Linked DNA regions of Homo sapiens: region 1 is linked to region 2. A link is a loop called in an ENCODE intact Hi-C map of the cell type or tissue named here. Cell type or tissue: gastrocnemius medialis. All regions are shown on one strand. Each heading gives the region's core, and the rest is flanking DNA. Links, peaks and the distances in the headings are about the cores only. Region 1 overlaps ADAMTS17 (ADAM metallopeptidase with thrombospondin type 1 motif 17). Region 2 overlaps ADAMTS17 (ADAM metallopeptidase with thrombospondin type 1 motif 17).

Region 1 (5,370 bases), core at 264-5,263, 55 kb after region 2:
AGCAGAGACAGAGCAAATGCAATTGTCTAAGTGCAGTGAGTACAGGAGGGTGGGGGGTACAGATATACCAGGGAGGGAGAGGGAACAGGATGGGGAGGCTTTGGTGGGCGGTAACTTCCTCCTTTGCAGCCAGCCATTTGTGATTTTTGCAGCAGATGTTTACAAGGGTAAAAGAATTGAGATACAGACAAGGTTACTACATCATAAATTACTCAGTCATCACAAGATTTCAAAGAGAAAACAAAAAAACCTCAAAAGGGATTTGGTTTGAGAGTGAAAACGCTTGCCATTGTGCAGAGGCAAAATATTCTCCTTTATTATAAGGTCCTCGTTCTTCACCCCCAGTGCAAAGGCGAGGAAAGGTCACTGCTTCCCCAGTACTCTCTCTGATCTGCTGTAACCTTCTCCTAGGATTACATCTCCCAAGCAGCCTTACAGAGACACAGAACACTCTTTGTCCTGCACTGACCGCACCAGGCATTGACATTCTAGGAAAGGGGAATCCCTCCACTTCCAGAGAGAGCCTCCGGGGCCAACCCCAAGGCTCTCAACAGTCCTACTCTTTGTCAAAACAGGGCCACCCACAGGTTTTAAGGGTAGAAGCAGCAAAGGAAGCTGCGAAGCTTGTCAGGCAACTTCAAGAACCCCACAGACTTAACCACCTGCATTCCATCTGGACCCATGAGCACCCAGAAGTAATGAGCCCCTGGATGTGTCATGGATCCACGAGGCTGCCTTGCTCATCACTGCCTTGCTAGAACCAAGTCCTCCCTGTTACTCACCACCAATTTCACGGCCATGGGGAACCTGCCTTTGTAGGCTGAATTCCACAAGAAATATACTTTCCTCCAGTTGCAGCAAAACATGCAGCTGCTATTGCTCCAAGATTGGAAACATACTTAACCATCTTGGTAAAAGCCTTCTGAGGAACATAGCAAAGATTTTATAAAAGGGCTAAAAGATCCTTTTTAATTCTTTTTTTAAGAGTTGGGGAAGAACATACAAATCATTCCTCTGTCATGTCAAAAATGTATATGGTTTCGTTAAAATAACTGAGTGCCAGCACATGGCTCAAACTAGGACCCAAGAGGGGACAAAGGGGACTTGGGGGAGCTTCCCCGATGGTTCAGAAAGAAACCCCAGCAGCAGCCATTCATGCAGTCCTTAAGCAGTCACGGCCTCTGTGCCCATTCATGCAGTCCTTACAGCAGTCACGGTCTCTGTGCCATTCAGTCCTTACAGCAGTCACGGCCTCTGTGCCATGCAGTCCTTATAGCAGTCACGGTCTCTGTGCCATTCAGTCCTCACAGCAGTCACGGTCTCTGTGCCATTCAGTCCTTACAGCAGTCACGGTCTCTGTGCCATTCAGTCCTTACAGCAGTCACGGTCTCTGTGCCCATTCAGTCCTTACAGCAGTCACGGTCTCTGTGCCCATTCAGTCCTTAGAGCAGTCATGGTCTCTGTGCCATTCAGTCCTTATAGCAGTCATAGCCTCTGTCCCATTCTGTCCTTACAGCAGTCACGGCCTCTGTGCCCACTCTGTCCTTACAGCAGTCACGGTCTCTGTGCCATTCAGTCCTTACAGCAGTCACGGCCTCTGCGCCATTCAGTCCTTACAGCAGTCACGGTCTCTGTGCCATTCAGTCCTTACAGCAGTCACGGTCTCTGTGCCATTCAGTCCTTATAGCAGTCATAGCCTCTGTGCCATTCAGTCCTTATAGCAGTCATAGCCTCTGTGCCATTCAGTCCTTATAGCAGTCACAGCCTCTGTGCCCATTCAGTCCTTACAGCAGTCACGGTCTCTGTGCCCATTCAGTCCTTACAGCAGTCACGGTCTCTGTGCCATTCAGTCCTTACAGCAGTCACGGCCTCTGTGCCCATTCAGTCCTTACAGCAGTCATGGCCTCTGTGCCATTCCGTCCTCAGAGCAGTCATGGTCTGTGTTCTGGGTGCTGCTCCAGGGTGATGTCAGCCCAGCCAGAGAGGTTCCAAGACAGTGGAGGATCTGGGTCCTTGGAGTTCCCAGGGAGGCCACAGACTACCCAGCAGTCATGACATGAGTTACGCCTCCAAAGATAAGCAGGAGTCAGCCGGGGGAAAAGGAGGCTTGGCCCTTCAGGCCTGAAACCCCAAATGTCCAGGCACATAATCAGATGTGGTTTTGAGGGACCATAATACAATCAGAAGCACAACTGTATACCATCCACATCCAGACCACGAAGTGAAGAGAGGCTTTTCCGTGAAACTGAACTCGTGATATGGACACATGCAGAGGCCAAGACTAGACACCGAGTGGAAATGGGATTCTGGAGAAATCCTGTAACTCTCTCACTGCATTTGCAGATCTGGGCTTGATATGCCTGGAAAGGAGAGTGCAGGGGCTTTCAGCAAACATGGGTGGAGATGGACCATAAAAGACCTCAGAGGATGATCTCGGTTGGCATTTTACCTTGTGGATGCAGAGAAACCAATGGTGAGTTTTATACATGGGAGTGATGGGATTAAATTTAAACAGAAAATAAGTGAGAATTCATTGGTTGGTTTGATCTAATACAGTATCTGGTACACAGTTGGTAACAACAGCTATTAGGTTGAGTCCTACACAATTGCTAATAATCAACTGTTCTGATCTAGAAAAATGACAATTTCATGTGAGTCAGCCTAATATTTGTGATTTGATGCAATTAAGTGACAAATATATGACGTCCATCATTTCAAAAGAGACTAAAATAAAGATCCTGGGCAGAATAAGAAAAGCAGTAGCTGTTCCCACCTGGGCCTCTCCTGGCTCTCCTCCCTCCCACCATGATGAAACCCTACCCACAGCCTCAGGCCCCACCTCTGAGCACTGATGAACCCCGAGTGCCCCCTCAGCCAGATCTCGCTGTTCAAATCCAGATCTGTGTTTCAACCATCTCCTGAACACTTCCACCTGGATTTCTCACAGGCTAAAGTCAAACCTCTGACTCAGGCCCAGCTCCAAATCAAAGTGGGTTCACCTCAACCCAAATAACCACTGTCTGTTCTGCTGGGAGCAAAACTGAGATCCTCTGTCTTTCCCACCCACATCAGAAATCCTCACTACCCCCTCCAATCCTCCCCATTCCACCTCCAATTCATTACTAAGTCATGTCAATATGGAGATCTCAGATCCACCCACTTTTCTTTATCTCCCCTAAATGACTGTACACTTGGCCGCAAGTAATAGAAAACAATGGTTTAATCAGAGACGAGACACCATTGCTCAACACAGAAGTCTGGAGAGGCAGGCGGCCCTGGATTGATCAGGCAGCCCAGTGATGGCACATCGCTGGATGGACAGATCTGTGGTCCTCCTGGCCTTTCCCTCATGGTCCCAAGACAGCTGCAGAAGCCCTAAGCACTGTCCTCACACAGTAGCTTCCCAGGGTGGAAAACCTTTCTCTGAGGCTGCCAGCAGGCCTTTGCTTAGATTTCCCTGGGCTACGTGGGATTGCACAGCCACTGCTGCAAGGGAGACCAGGTAAGTGATTATCCAGGAAAAGGAATGGACTGTCGTGACCGGCTTCATCACCTGAGGGTGGGCACACAGCCCAGCAATGTATAAGAGAGGGGCATGGCTGCTAAGTCCACAACTAGCAATACCTTCCAAACCCACTGTTATCTTAGAGCAACGGCTTTCATTCCTGACCTTGCTCCCACTGCAGTAAACATGGCCACGTCATCTGCCCATAGCTCTTTGATGATGAATCCCGACACTCAGATAAAATCCACGACGCTTTGTGGAGCCCTCAAGGCCCTGCAGATACAGCCCTGCCTTATTTCTCACTACTGGGCCTCCTTCATGTTCCTCAAATGCTCCAAACTCTTTCTTGCTTCAAGGCTTTCAGAAGGGGCCATCTCCTCACCTACACGCTCTTTCCCGAAATCTTTACATGGCTGACTCCTTCTCACAGTTCGGATCCTAGCCTTGATGTTACCATCTCCGAAAGGCCTCAGAACAGTCTACTTTGACACCATCCAGCGCGTGACCTCTGCATTCAAGAAACCTGGCCCAGTTTATCATCATATCTATTTGTATGACAAGTTCTTTTATGCCTGTCACTCTGATTAGACTGTAAGTGTTCTGAAGGCAGGAATCTCATCTGCTTTGCACATCACTATAATACTGGTACCATACGCAAAGCCTGACAGGTACAGAGGCTCATGAACACTGCTGAATTCATTATTGATCAATTAGTGCATTAATGAACTAACTGAAAGAGGGACTGGACCGAGGAGAAAAGGAAAACTCGAGGGTGAGAGTGAGCAGGTACATTTAGGGCAGGATGAGGACACAGACCCAGCCCAAGTGGACATGTGAGAGACCACGAGAGAGCGCTGAACAGACACAGGCAGGTGAGGGCATGAAACGTCAAATGCCACACTTGGCATGCTCTTGGAGAACTCCTATTCTCTACCCCTCGTGTTTCCATGCAGAGTGAGGTCTGCCACAGCAATGCTCTGCCTGGCAAGGGCAGGTGACTTGTCTGTCCAATGGTCTGGGGGAAGGAGCTGGCCTGCTCACTAGCCCCCCAACCCCAGCTCTCCCTGCCTACCTGTGGGAGGATGGGGCCCTGTGGTGGGCTCACCACCCACAGTGTCACCTGCCTCTACGAGGGGGCCATTGCCCTGCGGTCCTGTCTGTGACAGTTGCAGAAGAGAAGTTGGATAGTGCTTCCGTTAAATTTCAGGGAGCAAATTGGATCATTCTAAGGTGAAACATTCAGTGACATTTGGGCCCCCTTCTCCAATCAGCTTCCTTGGTAGTAATGCTCACAGACACTGTGACTACCACTGGTTCCAAGCCTGGGAGGGGAAGATGGTTCTTATGGAGTATCCCTGAAGACCCCAACAGAGTAGCTCACCACTGACACTGCAGGTGCTGAGGAGCCAGCACAGCTTTAAGTCCTGCACAACCCAACAGCTTGCAAATAGGACGCAAAGATGGTTTCAGGCTATGAATCACTCTCCCTCCTAGGTAGCTCTCCCCACCCCCTCCCCACATTGACAGAAGTGACCATTGACTGGACTCCCAGGCCTCTTATCTAATATCCTGCCCTGCAACTCTGACGTGAAACATGAGTGTTGCTGATGCCTTCCCTTGCAAATTCCTGCCTTACAAATCTCTGCTGATGTCTTGGTCCATGGGACAATCACTCTTATTTCAGTGGCTTCTGTTCTATGACGCACAGTGGTTCTGCCTGTTGACCTGGATGCTCACTTCACATTCAGGAAGTCTTCTCTCTGGACTGAGAACCACAGCAAGGCTGGTCCCGCTAAACTAAAAAGGACCCAGTCTCCTGGCTGCAGTCCAAAGGATCCACCCTCTGTTGACCTCAAAGAATCATA
Region 2 (5,370 bases), core at 132-5,131:
GTACAGGCAAAGGTGGAGCCACCCCTCAACACAGATGCTAAATGGGATGCTGAGAGTGGGAACAATATTGACAGAGCAGAGAAAGGAAAATACTCTACAAGGGGCACTCATGCCCACCAAGTGGGGAGTACCTGGGAAAGAGAACTGTTTTCAATGTGAAAATCACTACTCATTACATATATCATCTCATGAATTATTATTATTCCACTTCACAGATGAGGGAACTGAGGCCAGGAGAAGTTGGGAAGCTTGCCTGAGGTAACTGGCCAAGCACAGCTTGAGCCCGGGCAGCCCATGCATTGAACCTCCATACACGGTGCAGTCACTGAGGATGCAATTGCCCCCACACTCAATCGAGAGCAAAGAACCGGCACCTGCTAAGCTGTGCGGAAGTGGCCACGTGGAGGCTGGGAGCCCTCAGGTACTGTGAACTGCATGCTCGAAACCAGCAGGAAAATCCCTCTTGGGGTTAGAGGTGGAAAGCCGGGGGCATCTGGTCACGGGGCACTGGGACTCGCCTGCAACACAGCGTGGATGTGGCTTTGGGGAGAACAGGTGTTGAGAAGCAGCTAAAATCTTGGACCAGCTTGAAGCAATGACACCTCTGTTCTCCGGGGCCACTCCCGGGGGCACTCAGTGTTCCAGGGCATTCAGGAGGCGGGGTTCAGGGTTGGTTCCCTTCTTCCCGGACACCTCCTAGTCTCTTATCATAAGTACAGGTCCGAGACATTACCTGTGCCTACCCTCTGACTTTCCCACATACACCCGAGGCTAGAAGAGGAAGCGTGATGTGACTGGCACCATGAGATGTTACGTGGGCACCAAGTCCACATGGGCTTGGGAACGATGGCGGGGGGCATGGGGTGGGGGTAGAGAACTTTGAATTCTTTGTGACATTCATCCGTCCTCCCCTTTTAGTTACCTTAAACTTTTGTACATTAAAAACATATTGCCAGGAGACTGCTGCAGAATGGTAACTCCTTTCACAGTTGAGATACAGGCCTTAAAGAGCTGCAGGGTTTGAGACTTAAAGGGACCTTGTAGCTCCCTCATCTGAACCTATGTGGAAACTGAAGTCCAGAGAGAAGCAACCTGCCCACGGCCTCACAGCCAGCCGCGGAAAGTCCCTCAGCACGCAGGGACTCCTAAATGCTGGGCTGAAATCAGCCTTCTGGCCTACCTCAAAGTTTCTACCTTTGCATAATCCAGCCACAGAAACTTGAAAAGATACATCAAATTGGGAACCATTGAAAGTCCCTTCGCGGATTTCAAGATGAAATTTGGTTTGTTCTGGTAAACCTCACAGTCAGCTCTCAAAACAACATCTTTTAAAAGTGTTTATTCAGAGGAAATGCTCTAGGTCAATTGGTTTTCTATCAGCCTGTTTTTCTCCCACAAAGAAACAAAAGAACAGCAAGTACTTTTGTTTCCCTTTTAAACTGCTTATATCCCTGCACTAGACAAGATTTTTCCAATTCCACCTACACTTAGCAACTTGGATTCCTTGGAAGCTGAGATTGAATAAGCTTTCTACTGACAATTTTGACTGGCAGATTTCTCAGGGAGGGTTTACCTCAGCCAATAGCAGGAGAAGGCCTGGCTGGTGGCACCCGTTACTTTATTGAGTCACTAAAATAAGTACATGGTAGAAATTCAAAGGCTATCAAGGGTTGTGAGATGAAAATTGAGCCCATCCCCCACACCAGCTTCCTAGGTGCCTGCTGCCCCCCTTAGGGGCAGCCTCTGTCACTGGTTCTCCTAGGGGAAGCCATTTTAATGGGCAGTAGGAACCAGCCCCCAGCACTTCCTATACCCTTCAAAGGCCAGTTGGAGGAGGGGATTAGCCCACCTGCAGGAGGGGCTGCAGTTGAGAGAGCCTGCTGCCTCCAAAGTTCAAAGACCTCCCAGGGATGTCCGATGGGACAGATGCTCTGGGCAGCAGACAGTGCAAGGACAGACTGCTTCCTGCTCCTAATGGCCTTACCCCCTTCCTTCCTTCCTTCTTTAAGACCCAAATGCCATGAGGGGCTTTATGGCCTCATTATTTGGACGGCTGCCTTTCCACCCTGCCCAGGAGGCTGGGGTGGGAGCAGGGGCAGGAGTGCATCCTCCTCCATCCCACCTCGCAGGGCTATGAAATGCATGTCACAGGTTAGGGGGGCCTGAGGGAGCTGTCACTCAAGTGACACAAACCCTGACCCCTGCACGCTCCCACAACATCCCTGTACCCCAGTGCCTTTGCTCATGCCTTTGCCCCCATCTGGATGCCACTGTCCTCTGGCGGGCCCAGCTTGCAGGTCCCATCCTTCCTGCAGCAGCCCCAGTCCTCGCCAGCAGACAGCATCCCTCCAGCTGAGCTCCTGAGCACCCCAGTGGCCTTTCAAGGTCTTTGGAGAACCCCCAAAAGCAGGACTGGTCATGTTTCTCTACACCTCAATGGCCCAGAACCTCCCGGCAGCCTGGCTCAGTGCTCACCACATGGAAGGGGCTGGTAAATGTTCATAAATGAATGGAACCAACGGACCCAACAAAATAAAAACAGCTTCTCTGCTGCTAAGAACTTCTTTTAAAAGGTCTTAACCCCGTGGAACTATGGCCTCTCTGCCTGTGTTACTTAAGTGGCTGGGAGTGCCTGAGAGCACCCAGTCAGCACAGAATCCCCTTATCATCCCTCTCTGAAAAGCACATAAGAAATCAGAGGCAAGCAGACCCACTTCCCCCAGCAACAATGTAGACACTAATCCCTTCCAGGCTCTCAGACCATTCATGTTCTGCCTGAGGTAACTTAACACTAGGGAGACAGGACAGAATTTCAGAGGCAAAGTCTAGAACCTTAATACCAGGAAGGATCCAGCTCAATTTCCGCAAAGCATTGGTTCCCAAGTGTGGCTGCACAGTGGAATCCCCTGGAGAATACTAGAAAACACTGGTGCCTGGCTCCCTCAATCACAGGCTCTGATTTCATTGGGATGAGGCATGACCTGGGCATGTGGATTTTTTTAGAGGTTCCAGGTGATTCTCATGTCTATTGTTGGATGCAGTGAATTCTAAATTTTTCTTCAAAGAATCAGTACGTTAATATGTTCAGTTCTTTGTCCTCCATTTTAAAGTTTAACTTCCTCATAGTTTCAGTAAACAAAATTTTCCACCAGTTTTAATCAGTAGTTCACATCTGTTCCCCTGGTCACCTGCCCCATCCTGACTCATCCTGGTCACCTGCTCCATCCTGACTCACCTCTGGTCACCTCCTCTGTCCTGATTCATCCCAGTCACCTGCTCTGACCTAAGTCACCTTTAGTTACCTGTTCCTAACCATCCTTCCCACCAAACTATTCACCCCACCACTCTGGCTTAGACCCCTGCTCTCTTTAAAATAGCCAATCGGAATTAGCTTAGACTGTGCGGTCCCACCCTAGCCAATACGGGAACAACACAGCAGTAGGGGCTACCTGCATTAGGAATAAGATCCCGCACCCCTCCCTTGTTCTGGTGTGCTCTCACCATTGTTCCAACTGCGAGGAGCACCCTTTCTGCAGACAGTAAATTTGCCTTGCTGAGAAAACTTTTTGTCTGAATGCTAATTTTTCCTTGAGGTACCGAGGAACAAGTATTTCTAACAAAGGAACAAGCATTCTGTTTCCAACATCTATCAAAGTTTGAGAGCCATTGCTGCAGTGTAGAAGAGTGCTTCTCAAACTTCTGTGCACATTAGAATCTCCTGGAAGGCTTGGGAAAACTAAGCCCAAGCGGTCTAAGGGGTGGGGTGGGGAGATGGATGAGGATTTTCACACTTCTATTTAGTTCCAAGTGACGCTGATGCTGCTGGTCCACAACTGGTGAGGAACTCTTGCACTATTTTAACCCAGTACTCCATTTTTCTAAGATAGTTTAATTATTTTTTTTCTTTTCTTTTCTCTTTCCTCTTTTCCCCCACTCCCTACTTAGCTTTTTAGAAATGCAATTACAGTCTTTTACCTCCTCTTCACCAGACACTCCCTACAGGGCAAGTTCATCTATGTGCTTAGAAGCTCCAGAGCAGAACTCTCATCCACCAGGAGGTTGCCTTGAGAGAGAACAGTCGATTTACAACCCAAAGTATGCCTGCTAGAGTTTCTGGACACCCTCACAAACTATTTCTGCCCATGAGGACCCCAAGTCAACCACCTGGTAGACAAGGCACCAAGATAGCTTGCCAACCCCCACCTGCTCACTTACCTCCTCTCCTGCCTTTTAAAAGTGCTCACTTTCTGCTCCAAAAGGGAAGCAATACCCTTAAGGCAGGAAGCCTGTCCTTCCTCCACTAAGCTGAACTTTGGAATAAAAAGTCGCTTTCTTTATGCCAGACCTCTCTCTTATTCACTGGACTCTGCAAGTGGCAAGCTACTGAGCCTATGTCTCGATTACACTGTAAGCATCCCACTGTGGCTATTACTGCTGGCTGCATGTGAGCATCACTTGGGAAACTTTTAACACACCAATATCTGCGGCCCACCTCAGACCAAACACCAATATCAGGGGCCCACCTCAGACCAAGTAAACCAGGCTCTTTGGAGTACAGGCCAGGCATCTGAATTTTACAGGGACTCCCAGGTGAGTCTAGTGTACCACTGAGGCCAAACATCACCACTAGAAACAGGCTGTCTGTGAATAGCTCAGGCAGGACCAGAGCCGCAGCTTTCTCCTACTCTGAGCTGAGATCCACCTTCACACATCTTCCAGGCACAGTCCCCTACCTGCCTTACTGGAAAACACAGATCAAGCCCCCTCTTTACAATGTGACAGAGCTCTTGGTCCCATTTAAGCTTCTCTCCTTTTTCCCACAAAGTCCAGGGAGAAGCCGAGTTGATAACCAATGGCAACAATTCACAGACTTCTTAGCTAGGCAACACAACATTCAGGATAATCATTTCTTGGTTAAAGTCAACATTCTCACTGTTATTTCTGCTCAGATTCCCAATTTTGGGTGAGACAGAGGAGGGCAATAGTGTTGGCAGATTCTGGACACAACTAAAATACAAGGCCCCAATGTTTCATCTAGATAGTCTGCCCTGACAGGGAATATTCTAAGGAACAAAGTTCAGGAACTGTAATCACACTGCTGCTAGGTTACTAAACCCTAGTTTGTGCGACTCTGTACCAAGTATCCTGGGTATTGTACAGATTCACTGTTTTTCTAACACCAAGGGCTCGTTTTTGAAATTTCCATGCAGTTTCATCTTTGGGAGTATTGTTACTAGTATTTCGTTTACTTTTTAAATATACTTTTGAGGCTCTTCTAAAGCAATACTTTTTTACCTTAAACAAATATTCACTTCTCCTAGTATAAATTATAGCTTCTTGCAGTAATCACTGCTGCTCAACCGGCATTCA

The links. Hi-C counts contacts between places; a loop is a spot of excess contacts. Peaks named below come from ENCODE experiments on the same cell type or tissue, not always from the same donor. Only the 100,000 strongest peaks of a DNase experiment are listed, where the experiment ranks them.
Region 1: it touches region 2 in a loop (5-fold over the local background); 2 of 110 quality-filtered maps call a loop at or near these places.

The regions. Positions count from the first base shown.
Region 1 is chr15:100,224,270-100,229,639 of GRCh38, forward strand. The region is part of intron 7 of ADAMTS17 (ADAM metallopeptidase with thrombospondin type 1 motif 17); the gene reads right to left. Among named protein-coding and RNA genes, the nearest start is that of ADAMTS17, 120 kb to the right of the region's middle. In gastrocnemius medialis, for the core only: no CTCF peak of the experiment used is centred there; no DNase peak of the experiment used is centred there.
Region 2 is chr15:100,169,291-100,174,660 of GRCh38, forward strand. All of the region lies in intron 8 of ADAMTS17 (ADAM metallopeptidase with thrombospondin type 1 motif 17), which reads right to left. Among named protein-coding and RNA genes, the nearest start is that of ADAMTS17, 170 kb to the right of the region's middle. In gastrocnemius medialis, for the core only: no CTCF peak of the experiment used is centred there; a DNase peak (open chromatin) is centred at 2,261; H3K27ac peaks cover 170 bases.